4 separate regions of the Homo sapiens genome follow, and all the other regions are linked to region 4. Evidence: chromatin contacts called from ENCODE Hi-C or POLR2A ChIA-PET data. All regions are on one chromosome and are shown on one strand. The core of a region is the stretch at or near the end of the contact, and the rest is flanking DNA. Distances in the headings are between cores, read along the strand shown.

Evidence for each region. A loop is a pair of places that touch in the nucleus more often than their neighbours do. ChIA-PET counts read pairs that join two places held with the same protein, here RNA polymerase II (POLR2A). Pooled maps may share reads with other maps.
Region 1: a map of CD8-positive, alpha-beta T cell shows a loop between it and region 4 (6-fold over the local background). The contact joins the promoter of LCMT2 here to the promoter of TMEM87A in region 4. A Hi-C loop is called at or near these places in 3 of 168 maps with a recorded cell type or tissue (CD8-positive, alpha-beta T cell and naive thymus-derived CD4-positive, alpha-beta T cell), 1 of 37 single-sample maps with no recorded cell type and 11 of 50 pooled maps. POLR2A ChIA-PET finds 5 or more read pairs at or near these places in 1 of 52 experiments (CD4-positive, alpha-beta T cell).
Region 2: a map of CD8-positive, alpha-beta T cell shows a loop between it and region 4 (6-fold over the local background). The contact joins the promoter of INO80 here to the promoter of TMEM87A in region 4. A Hi-C loop is called at or near these places in 3 of 168 maps with a recorded cell type or tissue (CD8-positive, alpha-beta T cell and naive thymus-derived CD4-positive, alpha-beta T cell), 2 of 37 single-sample maps with no recorded cell type and 12 of 50 pooled maps. POLR2A ChIA-PET finds 5 or more read pairs at or near these places in 2 of 52 experiments (naive thymus-derived CD4-positive, alpha-beta T cell and naive thymus-derived CD8-positive, alpha-beta T cell).
Region 3: a map with no recorded cell type shows a loop between it and region 4 (7-fold over the local background). The contact joins the promoter of TUBGCP4 here to the promoter of TMEM87A in region 4. A Hi-C loop is called at or near these places in 1 of 37 single-sample maps with no recorded cell type and 6 of 50 pooled maps. POLR2A ChIA-PET finds 5 or more read pairs at or near these places in 1 of 52 experiments (CD4-positive, alpha-beta T cell).

Annotation. Positions count from the first base shown.
Region 1 is chr15:43,329,167-43,331,870 of GRCh38, reverse strand. It overlaps LCMT2 (leucine carboxyl methyltransferase 2), which reads left to right and starts at 1,298. Exons shown (of 1, transcript NM_014793.5): 1 at 1,298-2,704. The coding sequence starts at 1,382. MAPDA (N6-Methyl-AMP deaminase) reads right to left here and starts at 1,199. Exons shown (of 13, transcript NM_001324366.2): 1 at 1,012-1,199. RefSeq lists enhancers at 1,158-1,207, 440-1,390.
Region 2 is chr15:41,114,923-41,117,891 of GRCh38, reverse strand. INO80 (INO80 complex ATPase subunit) reads left to right here and starts at 1,612. Exons shown (of 36, transcript NM_017553.3): 1 at 1,612-1,919. RefSeq lists enhancers at 1-408, 1,125-1,224, 1,190-1,969, 2,035-2,114, 2,165-2,214 and 2 more and a silencer at 1,665-1,934.
Region 3 is chr15:43,369,512-43,372,384 of GRCh38, reverse strand. TUBGCP4 (tubulin gamma complex component 4) reads right to left here and starts at 1,284. Exons shown (of 18, transcript NM_014444.5): 1 at 953-1,284. The coding sequence starts at 1,030. It overlaps ZSCAN29 (zinc finger and SCAN domain containing 29), which reads left to right and starts at 1,342. Exons shown (of 6, transcript NM_001372080.1): 1 at 1,342-1,827; 2 at 2,360-2,789. The coding sequence starts at 2,472. RefSeq lists an enhancer at 1,154-1,273 and a silencer at 1,374-1,643.
Region 4 is chr15:42,271,993-42,274,706 of GRCh38, reverse strand. It overlaps TMEM87A (transmembrane protein 87A), which reads left to right and starts at 1,274. Exons shown (of 20, transcript NM_015497.5): 1 at 1,274-1,452; 2 at 2,584-2,644. The coding sequence starts at 1,309. GANC (glucosidase alpha, neutral C) reads right to left here and starts at 1,506. Exons shown (of 24, transcript NM_198141.3): 1 at 197-1,506. The coding sequence starts at 225. RefSeq lists enhancers at 113-1,312, 1,285-1,514, 1,675-1,924.

The DNA of each region.
Region 1 (2,704 bases), core at 49-2,548, 1.1 Mb before region 4:
CCACAATATTCTTTAGCCACTGCCCTGACCCTTTTTTCCTTCTGAGTTAAGCTCCTCGAAAGTATAATAATTTAGACTGGATACCTCCTTTAACTCACCTCCTATTCACTGAAACATGGATTCTGCCCTTATTGCTCCACAGAAACTGCTCTCCCTAAGGCCATTAATGAGCTTTTAAACACCAAATCTAAATGTCACTTTTCAATTACCGAATCTTTATCCTGATCCAAACCTTTTCTTTCTTATTTCATTTTGTTCCACAAGAAAACATTGGAAAATACGAAACTTTTTCTTGACTCCAGTATCCAAATCTGCTGGACTCCAAAACTCACACTCTTAACCATTATGCAGTACCACCTGTAGTTAACCATAAAGTTATCTGATTTCCTTTTCTATTTCAGCCAGTCAGTCACCAAATCCCAGTGAACAAATGATAAATTTCCTAAATGTCTCTGGAAGTGGTTTCCTATGGATGACTCCCAGACACCCAATTTAGAAACTTTATGATTATTCTGAAGTCTAACCTGGATTTACTCCTTAAAAACAAAGCTCAGAACATATCACAGGGAACAATCACCTCTCTTCAGTGACTCCCCTTTCTGGGGACATATTCAACACTACTTTAAAATCCACAGAATTCTCCAAGGCGGTGTGATGAGAAAGAGAGGCTGAGTGGTTTATTCACCGTCAGTCTAACATAGGGCTGGGAATACAAGGGAATCAACAGTCTACTATCTGTGGGGAAACGTCTTCTTGTTAGGTGTCTATAAATTATTTGTAAAGGTCGGTTTCTTCAGTTTGCACCCTGGCCTTAGTGACTTGTTTTCAAGTTTTAAATGGGGTTCTCTTTTGCAACTGTGAGAGCATTAAATAAATCAGCAACTATTAGCACCCAAGGAAGCTAACTAATCCTTGCCTACTGAAGGTCCGTGGTGCCGACCCTTCTTGGCTCCTACCAGACCCTTCCTTGGCGGTCCAAGGAAGCCAAGTCGTCAGTCCCCACAGACTCACCTCTTAGAGATTTCTCAACTACAAGGACTTAGGCAAGGTTTCCCTTTTGACTGGAAGGCTTGTAGAAACGTGACAACCCGCCTTCCCTAACACTCATGTCACAGCGGTAGCGGACCGTATTCTGGGACAAATGGAACTCACGACATTCCAAAGAAAGGTCAGCCGCAAGCGAACTTAGCACTGGCTACACCCTCCTCAATTCTGGTTGGCGAGATGCGCTCTTCCCGGAAGTGACGCACAAGTGCCGGCGGAAGGGGAAGTCCAGGAGCATGGGTGGTTTTTTTCCCCCTACCGAGGTCCGTGAGGTGTGTGCTAACCAAGGGGCGGCTCACAACCGTGACAGACTGCCATTCCTGAGTCTCTTCTGGCCATGGGCCCCCGGAGCCGTGAGCGTCGGGCAGGCGCGGTACAGAACACCAACGACAGCAGCGCCCTCAGCAAGCGTTCCCTGGCCGCGCGCGGGTACGTGCAGGACCCCTTTGCCGCGTTGCTGGTTCCGGGCGCGGCGCGCCGCGCACCGCTCATTCACCGAGGCTACTACGTCCGCGCACGCGCCGTGAGGCACTGCGTGCGCGCTTTTTTGGAGCAGATTGGCGCGCCCCAGGCCGCGCTTCGCGCGCAGATCTTGTCTCTCGGCGCTGGCTTCGACTCGCTCTATTTTCGCTTAAAAACCGCGGGCCGCCTGGCCCGGGCTGCAGTCTGGGAGGTGGATTTTCCGGACGTGGCGCGGCGCAAAGCAGAAAGGATTGGAGAGACGCCAGAGCTGTGCGCGTTAACCGGGCCTTTCGAGAGGGGGGAGCCCGCGTCCGCGCTGTGCTTTGAGAGCGCAGACTACTGCATCCTGGGTCTGGACTTGCGGCAGCTCCAGCGAGTGGAGGAGGCCCTGGGCGCCGCGGGGCTCGACGCAGCCTCACCCACTCTGCTCCTGGCCGAGGCGGTGCTGACCTACCTCGAGCCGGAGAGTGCCGCGGCCCTCATCGCCTGGGCAGCCCAGCGTTTTCCTAATGCCCTTTTCGTGGTCTATGAGCAGATGAGGCCTCAAGACGCCTTTGGCCAGTTCATGCTGCAACATTTTCGGCAGCTAAACTCCCCCCTGCATGGCCTGGAGCGTTTTCCTGACGTGGAGGCGCAGCGGCGCCGCTTCCTTCAAGCTGGCTGGACCGCCTGCGGTGCCGTGGACATGAATGAATTCTATCACTGCTTTCTTCCCGCAGAAGAACGCCGGCGGGTGGAAAATATTGAACCCTTTGACGAATTTGAGGAGTGGCATCTGAAGTGCGCCCATTATTTCATTCTGGCAGCTTCTAGGGGAGACACCCTCTCCCACACCCTAGTGTTTCCATCCTCAGAGGCATTTCCTCGCGTAAATCCTGCTTCGCCTTCAGGGGTATTCCCTGCCAGCGTAGTCAGTAGCGAGGGCCAGGTCCCAAACCTGAAGAGATATGGCCACGCCTCTGTCTTCTTGAGCCCAGACGTTATTCTCAGTGCAGGAGGATTTGGAGAGCAGGAGGGGCGGCACTGCCGAGTGAGCCAGTTTCACTTGCTCTCAAGAGATTGTGACTCTGAATGGAAAGGCAGCCAAATAGGCAGTTGTGGGACTGGAGTTCAGTGGGATGGACGCCTTTATCACACCATGACAAGACTCTCAGAGAGTCGGGTTCTGGTTCTGGGAGGGAGACTGTCCCCAGTAAGT
Region 2 (2,969 bases), core at 363-2,862, 1.2 Mb after region 4:
CCTCAAGTGATCCACCCGCCTCAGCCTCCCAAAGTGCCGGGATTACACGCGTGAGCTACCGCGCTTGGCTTGCAAATGTAACTTTTTTTTTTTCTTTTTGAGATGGATTTTTTTTTTTTTCTTTTTGATACGGAATTTCGCTCTTGCTGCCCAGGCTGGAGTGCAATGGTGCGATCTCGGTTCACTGTAACCTCCGCCTCCCAGGTTCAAGCGATTCTCCTGCCTCAGGCTCCCAAGTAGCTGGACTACAGGCACCCGCCACCACGCCCGGCTAATTTTTGTATTTTTAGTAGAGATGGGGTTTCACCATATTGGTCAGGCTGGTCTCGAGCTCCTGACCTCAGGTGATTCGACCACCTGACCTCCCAAAGTGCTGGGATTACAGGCGTGTGGCACTGCACCCTGACACAAATTTAACTTTTTAAAGGTCAGTTAACTCAGCACAAGAAGGCTACTTGATGACCTTAATAAAGTACTTTTTAGTTAAATGCTAAGGGCCAGGTTAAAATGGATTAAAGAATGAGACCCAAAGGAACTGAATTAACAGCATATTTAACTTTCAGTAAGTTCTAATTCTTATCTACACCTAGGCCTTACCCTAGGCAATTCTCACCACACATCCTGGTAGTTGGGTCGATTACATTTATTATGTTGTCTTTTTTGTAGAGACGGGGTCTCGCTATGTTGACCAGTCTAATGGACTGCTCTGAGACGTTTGGCCTGAGGTGATCCTTCCAGGCAGGAGGATCACTTCAGGCCAGGAGACTGGGAACCAGCCCAGTAGACTGGGCAACATAGCGAGACCCCAAGTTTAGTAAATGTGGGTGGCAGTGGACTCAAATTGTAGAATTGGCACAGGTAAAAGCAATTATTCGCTTTTCAGAGGCACACTGTGTGGATGTGAGAACAGGCTGGCATTTCCGATAACAGGTCTGCGTGTTCCCAAGTCCTTGTATCCCACAACCTTCACGTAGACATCTTATCTAACTATGCTGTCCTACCCAACCTATAGCGTTCTTGCTCCCAGAGTCTAAATGGGAGCCCCAAACTAATTACTGTATAGTAGTCGAACTACACACCAGGCACTTCCCCGACAATCTACAACCCCATCCAAAGGGGTCAGAAACTAGTAACAAAATACCAGCTGCGAGCCTCTCCTTCCCCTAAAGAGATCTTATCAACTTGGCTGCACCTTCCCACCTCTAGCCTGCGGGAACAAATATCCCAGGATCCCGGGCGGTTTCGATTGACGTTACTTCCGGGAAAAGTAACCTTGCATCGGCGGTTGCGGGCCTGGAAAGCTCTCGCGACATTTTCTCCTGCGAGATCTGCTTGCTCACTGTAGCGATGACATCCTCCTCCTCCTCCCCGCCGCCTTTCGGCAATCTTCGCCAGTCCCAGTCCCGACTAATCTGTACTCAGATGGCATGGATCAGGGTCTCCCCTCGAACCCCGGTTCGCACGGGGCGTCAGGTGGCAGCGGCGGGGTGCGAGCTGCGCGAGGCCGACGGCAGCGGCACTACGGGTGGCCACGGGCAGGCGACGAGCAGTGAGTGTGGGCGGGGTGGGGGTAAGCCACCCGTGTAGCGGCTCGATTGTTCTGGCCTGGCTATGGCGCCTCTCCTCCCCCCCGCCATGGCTCCCCGTGTCCCTGCTCCGCTCCTCTCAGTGAGTGAAAGTGGCCGCCGCCGCCGCCGGCCCAGCGCCCGCAGCCGCCTCAGCGCCGCCGCCATCTTGGGGTCCCAGGAGCCGCGGAGGGAGCGAGCTAGGAGCGTCCACGCCCAACGCAGTCACCGTCCCACGGCCTCAGAGAGCGAACCGCGGCTCCACCGTCGGCGGGGCGACCCCCCCCTCCGGACCCCGCCCGCACCCCGCCCCCCCTCCGCCGCCGTCGCGGCGGCGGGGCCAGGCGGCCCGAGGTGAGGCAACTAGACGTGGGCGGGCGAACGGAGTGGGGGTTGTGTAGGTCTTGTTGCGCCCCTCTCTGCGGGCGACAACTGGGCCGCGTCTTAAAGGGGCCGTCGCCCCCGGCCCTTGGATTTGTTGGGGTTAGTATGGAGGATGGGTGTGGACACTCCCCGCAGGGTTGGGACCTCAGGGACTAGGGCCTTGTCCTTCCCGTTTCATATCTCTGGAGACCCGGGGTCATGCGGTGACCTCAGCCACCTGAGGAAGCCCGTGGGGCGCCCACACGTGGGGAGTGTGTTAGACCAGGTGCACGTGGGACCCGGTGGGGCGGTGTCGGGCTAACACGTGTGTAGGTTTGGGGGTGGGCAGGGGCAGGGCGGAGGCTGGAAGGCCTTGAGTGGGAACCCCGTGAAGGTTGTGTATCTGTCATTTTAAACAAATGAGATCTAAGGGCTTGTTAGTGTGTCATTTTGTAAGGGGCAAGTTGAGATACGGTTGAATGGTGCACGCTGCTGGCTGGTGTTGGGTGGGGGCAGGCTGACACCTGCATAGACTTGGGAGTGTCTAGATGACACCTCTTCTGGTTTTTTAGGTTTTTACATAGCGACTAGGAAAGTGTCATCCTATTTTGACATTCCTTCTTGAGCTCGCTAATGGAAAGTACTACTTCCGTAATCTCCGAGGCTAGAAGCCCCCTACAGTTTAGGAATGACAGAACCTAGGCAGCCACTTACTATTCTAGTTAACAGCCAACTGTGCCTGGAATTCTTTGATTCACACACTGTCTCTAGTTTGATGTACTTGTTAGAAATGGGGGAAGGAATTTGGAGGTTGACCTGGCTAACGTCACAGGTTACTTTTCCAGTCAGTGACTTTCATTATTTCCTCCACAACAAAATTATTGTGGCTTTTCAGTGGCAACTTAAATTAAATAATAGCTTTATTGAAATATGATTCAAATACCAAAAAATTCCGCTTTCTAAAGCGTATAATTAAGTAATTTTCTGAAACTATATTTATTAAATTCTGTAGCCATCAACCACTATTTAATTCATCACCCT
Region 3 (2,873 bases), core at 35-2,534, 1.1 Mb before region 4:
GTTCATAAATAATAACGAAAGGAAACTGTTTGATTTATAGGTTTTATAGACTAAGAATGTACTTTTTCTGCTCTTCCACAGTCTCCTAAGAATCGGCATGTCTTGGTGATCAGACGGACCTAGATTTCAGTCTTGCCACTACTAGGACTGGCCAGCATAAAGTTTTCTGAGCTTCAGTTTGCTCATTTGTTAACTGGTAGAAACAATACCTAAGTGGACTAAATTATTGAGAGCATTAGATAACATTACTGGAAGCAGAAGCAGGTAAAAGTAGTTCAAATACTGAAGCCAGACAGACCTGGCTTCAAAACTAAGCTCTGTTAATTACTAGCTATGACCCCGATAGTTATTTAACTATTCTAAACCTAGCTTAATCTGTAAAATGGATAAGGTGGTTGTGAGGATTAAATAAGATAATGCATACGGAACATCATACATTCCTGGTTACACAAAGGCCCCCTACCAAGTGCTTTACCTAGTGCAGAAATTTTCTGGTAAAGGAGTAATGAGGGAAACACCACACGCTCTCGATTTCATTTATTTCCTTCAACAAACTTTACTGAGCGCTTACCATGTGTTTGGGAGCTGTGTATTTGGCCCAGTACTTCAAAACTCAAACAATGCACGTGTGAAAATAAATAGGAGAAAGTGCCTCCCACACTTCTATATCATTCCCCAGCAACTGTCAGACACCTGGACCTCAGGCCCTTTCCTCGCCCCGCCACAGGTGGGGCTCTTCGAGGTCTGCCCTCCGTTTTCTAGCCTAGGCCCGGCCTCTCTAGGTGTCGCATCAGCCTTGACCCTAAGGGGCTGCCCTCCAGTCACCTGTCCAGGGATACGCCCCCAGCCCTGGAAGCCCCGCTCGCTAGGTCCCTCAGCCTACTCCCCCAGGCGCTGGCTCAGGTCCCCCCTCCTGCGCTCCCTGGTTCCCGCGCTCTGCGCCGGACAGTACCTGCAGGCCACTCCGCTTGTTCCAGGTGAAAATGGACCCAGGGTACCCGCTCAGAGCCAAGAGCAGTTCGTGGATCATTCCCACGGCGGACCTCGAGTCCCTGGTTATGTCACCCCCTCCTCCAGCGCACCTCCAGGCGACCACGAGGGGAGTGCTTCCCCTTCCACACGCGCACCGGCCCCTGGGTCGGGCGGTTTGTGCCGAATCAACCCACCGAGACAATCGCTGCGGCGGAGCGGACGGGAAGCTGGGAAGGGGTCGCGGGGGAGTCCCGGAAGTTCGGCAGCTCAACGGGGTCCACCAGCTACTCCCGCCCGGGCTCTGCGGAGACTGAGTCGCGGTCGCTGCCCTCGCGCATGCGCCCTCGGTGCCCCGAGCCGCCCGCTCGGACTTCCGGTTTGGGAGCTGTACTTGGGAGGCTGGAGAGCCGGGGCCGGGGCCGGGGCCGGGGCCGGGGTCAGGGTCGGACCCCGAGTGGGTGAGGCTGGCCCGGAGGCAAGGATGCGAGGGGGTTGAGGGGCAGCTCGAGAGGGAGACGCTCCCAGGGGTGGGCTGGAGGGCGCCCTCAGGGCGCCTTAGCCGGGTCAGAGGCCTCTGGAGGGACCGCACGACGGCTCCGGGTTACCCGGCCGGAGGGAGCGGAGACAAAAGAGGCCAGAATCCCGCAGCCGCTGCTCCTTGGGCTGAGAGCTCTGCGTCCGCGAACCGGCAGCACCTGGAGCCTCTGGCCGACACCCGAGCCCGTCCTCAGGAAGCCCGTTACTACTGCTCCTCGGATTCCGTCTCTCCTGCCCAATGTGACTCTCCCCAAGCCCCCATGGTCCTCGCTTTGGAGCCAAAACCAGCTTCTCTCCTTGCGCGAGGTTTTCCGACAGGTAGCTCCCTAATCCTTGCTGAGCGGCTACTACTACGCGGGGAAAACAAAGACCCGAGATTCTGGACGTGATTTTTGCCTGGGGTGGGCTTTGGGAGTTGTGCAGCCCGAGGGGGCGGGGCGGACGCAGAAGGCCTCGGGAAGGACTGCGGAGATACTGGGGGAGATCAGCTGCGACCAGCTGGACAGAGGCTTTTTGTTGCCTTCAAGCAGGATGGTGACTTGTCTTTAGATCCTCTCGAACTCCAGCTCTCCTATATGGTTCGGACTCACTGTGCAACATTGGCCAGGGAAGTTAAATGGGATCGGATTTGGAGGAGGTGGGAGAGGGGCAGACAGTACTTTTATTCTCTGCTGCTTCCTGGGGCTGCCCTGGAAGTCAACCAGAAAAGCAGTTTTTGCAAAGTCTATTTACTGAAGATTGTGCTACCTTAGAAGGCCACTCGGAGCACATGGAAAGGCAGGCCAGCTCTGGCAAGACTTTAGACATATGAATGTATTCCTTCTGATAGTGCCATCTTTCTCTGCCCTAGGAAGAAACACCTCTTACAGTCATCTGCAGGGGATTCTCCAAGGACATGGGAAGATAGATGTAAGCCCTGGAACCCAGACTCCTAAGCGAAGGGAAGCTGCATTCTGCTATTAATGATGGCCAAATCAGCTCTAAGAGAGAATGGCACTAACTCTGAGACCTTCCGACAGCGTTTCAGGAGATTCCATTACCAGGAGGTGGCTGGGCCGCGGGAGGCTTTCAGCCAACTCTGGGAACTTTGCTGTCGGTGGCTAAGGCCGGAGGTGCGCACCAAGGAGCAGATTGTAGAACTGTTGGTGCTAGAGCAGTTCCTGACCGTCTTACCTGGGGAGATCCAGAATTGGGTACAGGAACAATGTCCAGAAAATGGAGAGGAGGCAGTGACTCTCGTGGAAGATTTAGAAAGAGAGCCTGGAAGACCTAGATCTTCGGTGAGAAGGGAGGGGGAATTCAAATTCAAAAGTGTGATACTGGGTGGAGGGCTAAATTAAGATATAGACAGGCTTAAAGAGGGA
Region 4 (2,714 bases), core at 25-2,524:
CCACTGCACCCGGCCTATTTAACCATCCTGAAAGTATTTTATGAGAGGCTATTAATATCAACTAACTTCCCGCGAATTGAGAGAAAAGATAAAGGTCAGCAAATACCAAATACGCAAATAAGAAATGCAATTAAAACACTATTCCCTGTTTCTAGGGACCCTGGGGTCACTCGCTACAGAAGCACTTGGCCTTTACCTTATTTCCTCTTTCACTGCTGCTTCCATGGCTTCTCTGTCACTCCGACCAGCTCCCAGCTCTCAGGACAAGGGCCCTGGGCGATCTTTTAAAAAAGCCGATTGGGTGTCTTTCTAAAATTACAACCAGTACTTCATCGTCAAGTTTCTGGGAAGGGAGTCCCCTCCAGATTCTCATGGAGTGACAAATCTTGACTCTTGCTCCTGGAATTTTTCAGGCCCAAACTAGCGTTTCTACAATGATTTATTTGGCAAATTTGTCTTGATTATGGGTGGCTGATGAGGAACGTGCTTTTGTTAGGAACCGAAACTGGGCGGCGGTGAGGGCGTGTACGCAATGAGTCCTAGAGGGTAAAAATCAAGAGCGTTAAGAACCTGGAAATGCCGAGACGGCCTCCCTGACTGGGACGAAGCATCTGCAGATCTATCTCAGTGGCGGGGTCACGCCACAGATTTTGAAAACTGACCCTCTCTGTCTCCGTTTTCGGTTAAGGGTGGGAAGTGCCGGCCGGGTCTTTGCTGGAGGCTAGGTCTCCAGCCAGATTGTACTGCAGCATCGTACTCTTCAGGGCTAGAAGGGGCCTTTGAAGGTTGTTACACTACCCAGTCTAGGAATCGCGTGTACTCCACCACCGCCGAATTCCAGCCTTTGCTTAAATACCACCCAAACCGGAGAACTCACTACTAGACGCCACTTGGGCAGCCAGGCTTAGGGCTTTTCCAGACTTTCTGGCCCCAAAGTCTGACATTGACTTAGAAGGGATGAAGGGCTGGGGCGAGCGGAAGTAGAGAGCCAAATCCTGCACGGGGTGCCTGCCTGGTCCTAAAACCTTTAACGGCTGGGAGACAGAAAAGACTCAGGCCAGGCTGGCATGTAGCGATCTCTCTAACCCAGCTGACCAGGTTCCAACAGGATGACGCCTGCGCAGTAGGTCCAAAGTCTCACGGCGCACAGACGACTGTCTGAGAGAGGGGCCGCTACGCCGCACAGCAAACAAGCTCCGCGACGTTTCCAGGACCCGGATAATCCCGCCCTTAGAGCAGAGCCGGAAGAAGGCGGGACGAACCGGAAGAGGGTGAAATGCTTTCGGTAGGCACTCCACGGCTGTGAAGATGGCGGCGGCTGCGTGGCTTCAGGTGTTGCCTGTCATTCTTCTGCTTCTGGGAGCTCACCCGTCACCACTGTCGTTTTTCAGTGCGGGACCGGCAACCGTAGCTGCTGCCGACCGGTCCAAATGGCACATTCCGATACCGTCGGTGAGTATTCACTTCACTAACGTCTGAACCTAGAGGAGCAAGGGGTGGGGCTACGGCGGCCCAAGGGGTCCATGAAGGTTCCGCAAAAGTCTCTTCAAAAGGGGTGGGGTTGCTGGGATGGTCTGTGTGGCTAGCCAACTGGGACCCACCTCCCTGGAGTGGAAAGCCGCGCACTTCTGTGATTAGGCTAGCGGGAATGTAAGGGCCACTTCAGCAACAGAAAGGAGTGGTGGAGCGGCTTCTCATCAGAAAAACAGAACTTTCAGTGCCTGACTTGAGATGTAAACTTGATGTACAAACGGAGAGTTGTTTATCTTTCAGATGTTTCACAGAATCCAGTGTCCCCGGGTTGGATAAGAAAGATATGTAAATAGGAGTCTTCATTTCTTTCTTTCTTTTTCTTCCTCTGCACTTCTTGGTCCCTGGGTAATTCTGCTTACGAGATGGTTCGACTTCGCTTCAACTTTGGAATGGCTATTCTAAGCTTTACTGTGTGACTAGAAAGCATAGAGATTTAAGAAATGTGTTTTAACATGGGAATGGTTAAAATTGAAGAAATAGTACTTAAAATTTAATGTGGTAAGGCTAGTCTTTCATTTGGATAATTAACTACATGGGTTGACCCTTTCTGCCCCTTACCCATTTTAAACCTTATTTCAGTAACAGGTATAGTCCTGTGAGCAGACAAAAACCAGATGCAGGGAGGAAATGCTGAAAAGCATTAGCCCCATTAAACCTACGTTGGCCTTTTTGTTTCATTCTGCTCTGCTCACTGACTGTAATGTCCAAATCTTATTTGGGCTTTTATTATGGTAAACGTTATACCTTTTGTTCAGTGGTGAAGATTTTCAGGTGTTCAGTTAGGTTTTTACTTGTTACTAAAATGGTTAATAGTTAAGTCTTTTTAGATTTGAAAATAAAACTCTGGTTATTTGCACACAGAATAGTTCATTAGAAAAAATGATTGGTTATTCTGAGCAGTGATTGGTGAGTAAAGGGAATGAACTGATTAAGGGGTACGTCCCATAAAGATTTAAGTTAAGTTGGAATTTCTAGCAGTCTTAGATAGTTATATGATGCTTTGGTAATTGAAGCCATCTGAGGCTAATTATCTTTCCTTTATGTTTGCAGGGGAAAAATTATTTTAGTTTTGGAAAGATCCTCTTCAGAAATACCACTATCTTCCTGAAGTGTGAGTTTTTGAATTTCATGAAGTTTTAATTTGAATTTTAAAAATTTATAGGTAATGTTTTAAATTACCT